Regions from separate parts of the Homo sapiens genome. Here region 1 is linked to region 2. A link is a contact called in ENCODE Hi-C or POLR2A ChIA-PET data. All regions are on one chromosome and are shown on one strand. Each heading gives the region's core, a stretch centred on a gene start or an enhancer-like site at or near the end of the contact. The rest is flanking DNA. Distances are from core to core; before and after follow the strand shown. Region 1 overlaps LOC101926953 (a long non-coding RNA gene). Region 2 overlaps LOC124909415 (a long non-coding RNA gene).

The links. Hi-C counts contacts between places; a loop is a spot of excess contacts on that map. ChIA-PET counts read pairs that join two places held with the same protein, here RNA polymerase II (POLR2A). Pooled maps may share reads with other maps.
Region 1: a pooled map shows a loop between it and region 2 (5-fold over the local background). The contact joins two enhancer-like sites. A Hi-C loop is called at or near these places in 2 of 168 maps with a recorded cell type or tissue (dorsolateral prefrontal cortex and spleen), 2 of 37 single-sample maps with no recorded cell type and 2 of 50 pooled maps. POLR2A ChIA-PET finds 5 or more read pairs at or near these places in 1 of 52 experiments (OCI-LY7).

Annotation. Positions count from the first base shown.
Region 1 is chr3:117,721,621-117,724,320 of GRCh38, forward strand. The region is part of intron 1 of LOC101926953 (a long non-coding RNA gene); the gene reads left to right. Among named protein-coding and RNA genes, the nearest start is that of LINC02024, 32 kb to the left of the region's middle. RefSeq lists a silencer at 1,372-1,541. Within about 2 kb of position 1,416, at least 2 of the 41 ENCODE cell types and tissues checked have a DNase peak (open chromatin) inside an H3K27ac peak, as active enhancers do.
Region 2 is chr3:117,034,347-117,037,205 of GRCh38, forward strand. All of the region lies in intron 1 of LOC124909415 (a long non-coding RNA gene), which reads right to left. Among named protein-coding and RNA genes, the nearest start is that of LINC00901, 110 kb to the left of the region's middle. Within about 2 kb of position 1,590, at least 8 of the 41 ENCODE cell types and tissues checked have a DNase peak (open chromatin) inside an H3K27ac peak, as active enhancers do.

The DNA of each region.
Region 1 (2,700 bases), core at 166-2,665, 690 kb after region 2:
GAGATGGGTAGAAAGAAAGACCTGTTATTTAAAATGTCTGCATTATTGTTGATTCTCTGACTCAATTTCTCAAAATCTAACTGGGATAAGAATAAAGCCTAAACATAAAAGAGTAGAGAAAGGTGCAAGGAGAATCAGGTGAGCACCCTAAAAATGTCTTAGTACAGGACTTATCAGGGTTCCTGGCTCTATAGAGATTCATGTTCAACCTCAATTAGCCATTCTGCTTTCCCCAAATTCCAGAACTATCTCCTTCTTAAGACAACTTGACTAGAAAATGAAAGCTCTTTAAACCTTTGCTTCCTTCCTTCACTTTTTCAATTGTCTGCTCTATATATCTTCAATCTAGACTTTCTGAGACAAAAATTATCGTCCCTCATCAGATAAACTACTCAGTGTCCTGTCTGTGCTTCTGTAATCAGATTGCATTATGATAATTTTTACTCACGGATATGTGGCTAAATATTCACACACCATTTTGGAGTGCAGTATATGCTGAGTGCTTAGGTGCTTACCCTTTTTATCCACAAGACCACCATTATCTTGAAGGTCCTGGTGACAATTTATCTCTCTAGCATAGTGGCAGGGCTGGATATGAATCCCAGTACCACCACTAACTAGATGTGTGAATGTGGGTAAGTGATTTAACATATTGATGCCTCTGTTTCTTTACGTATAGGGAATAATAATATTGACTTGCTCCAGAGTTTTTTGTGAGATTAAATATTTAGAAGAGCAGCTGATAGTTAGTAATGACCAGTAAATGTTCGCTATTGTTGTTGGTGGAGGTGTTATTAAAAGTGTAAACTCTGAAAGAGTATTTCCTGGGCTCAATTCCCAGCCCCATCATTTCTTAGCTGAGTTATTTTAAGCAAATTACTTGACCTCTCTGCATCTCAGTTGCCTCAATTGCAGAGATGGGGATGATCAAACTTACTTCAATGGGTTTAGGAAAGACTAGGAAGATTAATATATTTAAAGCCCTTAGAACAACATTGGCCACGTATAAAGTGCTCAGCTTCCTATTATGAATCAAAACTATTTTTGCTTAAATCTTTTTACTCTCTGAGTTATGAATTTAGGTTAGTTCTACATCCAAGATAAATCTCAATTAATTCTTCTTTTTTCTTTTCCCATTTCCTCCTGTCTCCCTCTCTTCTTTCCTTCTACTCTTTTCTTCACTTTTCTCTCTCTCTTCTTCTCAGTTTTTATTTTTGTAATTTGAAATCAATGTGCAAGCCAGAGCTTCTTTAGGAAAGACCATTCCTGAGAGAACAACAGGTAATCACTTTAAGAAAAAAAAAAAAACTATTTTAAAAGAAGTACAGTCCTGTGATACTTTTCTGAAAAAAGGAACATCTGCAGCTATTTGTCCTGGCATAACTTTGCTCAATCAAAATTGAATCAGAACGTTGCTAGGGGAAGTGAAACAGCATGTCTGCCCTCTCCCCTCCATGAACTGCTAAGATTGTGTCTTTTTGCAGAAGTAGGTATGTTGGGTTATCTAGTCAAGTTCTCAAGTAAACTCCTAGTAGTTACGTAGGCGATATATTGAGAATTAATAACATTAGTTCAATCATTTGATGAATGTGAAAGGCAGAGAGAAATATATTTAGTGTTTAAGAATAGCATTCTATTTTATTTTATTTATTTATTTATTTTGTTTTTGAGACAAAGTCTTGCTCTTGTTGCCCAGGCTGGAGTGCAATTTCATGATCTCGGCTCACTGCAGTCTCCATCTCCCAACTTCAATTGATTCTCCTGCCTCAGCCTCCCAAGTAGCTGGGATTACAGGCATGCACCACCACGCCTGGCTAATTTTGTATTTTTAGTAGATATAGGGTTTTACCATGTTGGTCAGGCTGGTCTCGGATTCCTGACCTCATGTGATCCACCCACCTTAGTCTCCCAAAGTGCTGGGATTCCAGGCGTGAGCAATCGTGCCCAGCCAAGAATAGAATTCCAAAGCTACAACTGAGAGTCTCACAGAGGAGAGAAAAGATCAAGGCTGGCAAATACCAGAAGCGAGAATAGAGGTCTAAAGAGGAAAGTGTTTTCTAATAAATTCATCCAAAGACAGAATGAAGACTATCTTGGATTTGAGGGAAGTGTTCAGACATAGGCTAGCTCATTACTAGAGAAGGATGACACATAAAACTGCATAGCACTGAAGTTTAGGTTCAGATGACCTGAGATCCTCACAAGTCTAAGACTCTTGGTGGTCTAATATGCATTTGAGAAAATAAATCATTCAGAATAAAACTTAAAACTCAAATAGCCACATAATTTGAAGCAATTCTGAATTGTGGATGCTTTATTTCCCTTCAGCAATCTAAGACATTTCTTTAATTTTTTTCTACTTTCCTTTACACATATGGCCCAGCCTGTATATGCAAAAGTAATTTACAATTCTAGCCTTCCTAATTTGAAATTCTACAAGTCCAAGAGAGTAACCAGATTATGAAAACACTTGATGAATCGCGCAAACCAGCAGTTAAATACTATAGTTTAAAAACTTTAGTCAAAAATATTTCTTTTCCTTCAGGAAGAAATATGAATGTTAAACATGTGGTGCCGTGTGGAAGCAAAGCTCCATAATTAATCTATAGAGCCATCACCACTGTCAAAAGCAGAAAGGCCCCAGAGGAAATAATTTTTGTATAGAATGATGGCAGCATTAGTGACAGCAGTAATGATAAG
Region 2 (2,859 bases), core at 340-2,839:
TCTGTACAATGGGATATTACTTGGTAATAAAAATGAACAAAGTACTGATACATGCTACAACATGGATGGATCTCAAATGCATTACACTAATTGAATAAGCCAGACATGAAGCTCTAATATTGTGTTACTCCGTTTATATAACATTCTGACAAAGGAAAACTATAGGGACAGAGACAAATTAGTAATTGTCAGGGGGTAAAGGCTTAACTGAAAAAGGCTAGCACCTGTGTGTGTGGTGTGTGTGTGTGTGTGTGTGTTGTGTATGTGTGTGCATATGGGTTGACAGAAATATTCTGTATTTTGATTGTAGTGGTGTTATACTACTCCGTATTTATCAAAACACACGGAACTTGATACCAAAAACACACAATTTATTGCATCCATATTAAAAAATAAATCTGAATAAGGTAGCAATAAAATATTCTAAGTTCAAAAACAATTTTAGTTGATATTTCATACTTCTTGGACTCCTTGAGAAGTTTGGAGATGAAAAAGCAAACAAAACAAAAGTAAAATACAAAAATCTTTTTCCTCGACCTTAAATTTCACAATCTAATGAACAAGATAAACTTGAAGGGAAAAATATAAAAAGCTTTATGTTGAGATAAAAATATAAAAAGCTACCTCTAGAAGAGGTAGCACAATCTCAACATAAAGGTATGCACAATCTAAAGTACGTGAAAGATCAATTATTACTGGAATAGGTGTTCCCTTCCGGGTCAATTTTACCTAACATACATTCTTATAGTGGTTAACTTTTGCTGCTAAAACAAAACCAGCTCCCCAAAAGTAAAAGCAGCTGGGGTTCCCATGGCTGCCTCAATGGCTCTCCATCCTAAGGTACAGCGTGAGGCTAGGGGTGCTGTAGCCCCTCTCCTCTTCCACTTCATTATCCGAACCACTGTTATTCAGCAAGGTGTGGCCTCTAACCCTGCCATTCTGTCTCTTTTCCCTATAGCTGTACTGATTCCACAGTGGATAAGACATTCTCCTCTCAAGAACTCATGGTTTTGGGGTGTGTCAGTGGGATATCAAGTAAAGTGAACAGCTTTTGGAGACCACAAAAGGGGCAAGGTTTATTTCTTTATCTATGATGGATATATAGATTTGATAGTTTTTAAAAATGGCTAAACTGAACTACTCGTGAGCTTTTTTTTCCATTTTTCCCATCCCCTGGGAGCCCACTGAGCAGCTCCCTCCCTGCCTTATCTCACCAGCTATAATAATGAGCTCCAGGGGGACCTTGCTACTGCCTTTGAAGTAACACATTTCTCTGAATGTCTTTGAAATTTCTCTTCGTACATTGTTTGTTTCTGGTTTACTCTGTCTTCTTGTAGAGGGGGGTCTGACAGTTGTTGCAGGGAGGGGGAGGTCCAGGATGACAGCTCAGGAATGTGTAAATTGAACAAAACAAAAACACAAACAAAACAAAATAAGAAAGAAAGAGAGGAAGAAAAAAAAGACTTCCCCACCCACTGCCAGAGCAGGAATGTAAGCACTTTCACTGGAGTTGCTGAAGCATCTTGCAGGCTGCAGGCAGAGAATGACAGCCAAGGACAGATGCAGCTGGGATGCCTGAAGCTGTCACAGAGGAAGTGGCCTGCTGGAGACAGGTTCTAGGGAGAGCAGAGGGACAAGCCCAGGGGAGGAGCAGAGAGGCAGAGCAGGAGAGGGACTCTGCCCTCTACTCCACTCCCCAGGATTTTAAAAGCATAAGAATCCTGAGGCTGAAATAGTTTAGGCTCCCCACATGCCAAGCAGAGAATACACAGCACATCTGTTTTGATGTGTATACTTTCTACATGGAAAGACCTAAAAAAATTTTTGAAAGTTCAGGAGAGGGGAGATTAGATTTAGCATTCAGGAGACCCAAAAGGTTATAAAATGCAGGAAGAAACCTGGTAGAACCTTGATTTAGCCATCTACTAACACTCAGGATGAAAGAATTAAATTTCACTCTACGGGGAATTAATCAGCCACTATCTCCAGTTGATTAGATTGCAACTTGATGGTGCAGTAGTGGGAATATAAAGAAAACCAGATTGCATTGGCTCTTGAAACATGAAGAGGGCAATCCCCTCCCCGGAAATCCAGTGTGTAATAAAAAAAACAGACTGACAAAGTCAGCGCAATGTTATTTGGCTTTATTTTCATAAAAATACTTGTCTGAGGAGACCATTAGATTTGGAAATGAGGGTTAGAGGTCAGGGGCCCTCAGGGAAACTTGTGATGCTCTAGCAGAGTAGCAGAAGGCAGAGTGCAACTTCCCCAGTTGAAAGGACACTGGGAGTTTTTACTTCTGCTTTTCTGGGCTCCTTCGGAACATTTGCCTGTGCTTTTATAATTACATCTCTGACTCATATCTGAACTTGGATTCCTGACTTCCCTCATCCTTGCCCTACACACTTAATTAAATTGTATAATCATCCTTGACTCTTCTAACTTCTCCTTCTTGCCCTTCTGACCCAGTCAGTCTCCAAGTCTTTATTTTTCTTTTGTGAGGTTTTTTTTTTTTGTTTTTTGTTTTTTGTTTTTGCTATCACTTCAAGTCCCTATCACCACCTATTTAAACTCTGTCAACACCCTTTAAATGTTCTCTCCCTAGCTCCCTCCTACCATTTACCCCTCCTCAATGTAGCTGGGGGAGCATTTTCAGTTGTGTTCTTTTGCCTCCCCCTCCCCATCTGAAGGTCAGGTCCATGTTTACACCCTTCTTTTTATTAGACCAGGGATCATGGATTACAGCTGAGAATTTCTAAAGTCTCATTAGGGTGGAGACCAGAGAACAAAAACAGATTTTTTTTAGCTCACATGGAATATTCACAAAAATTAAATTTGTAACAATTACAGAGAGAAAGG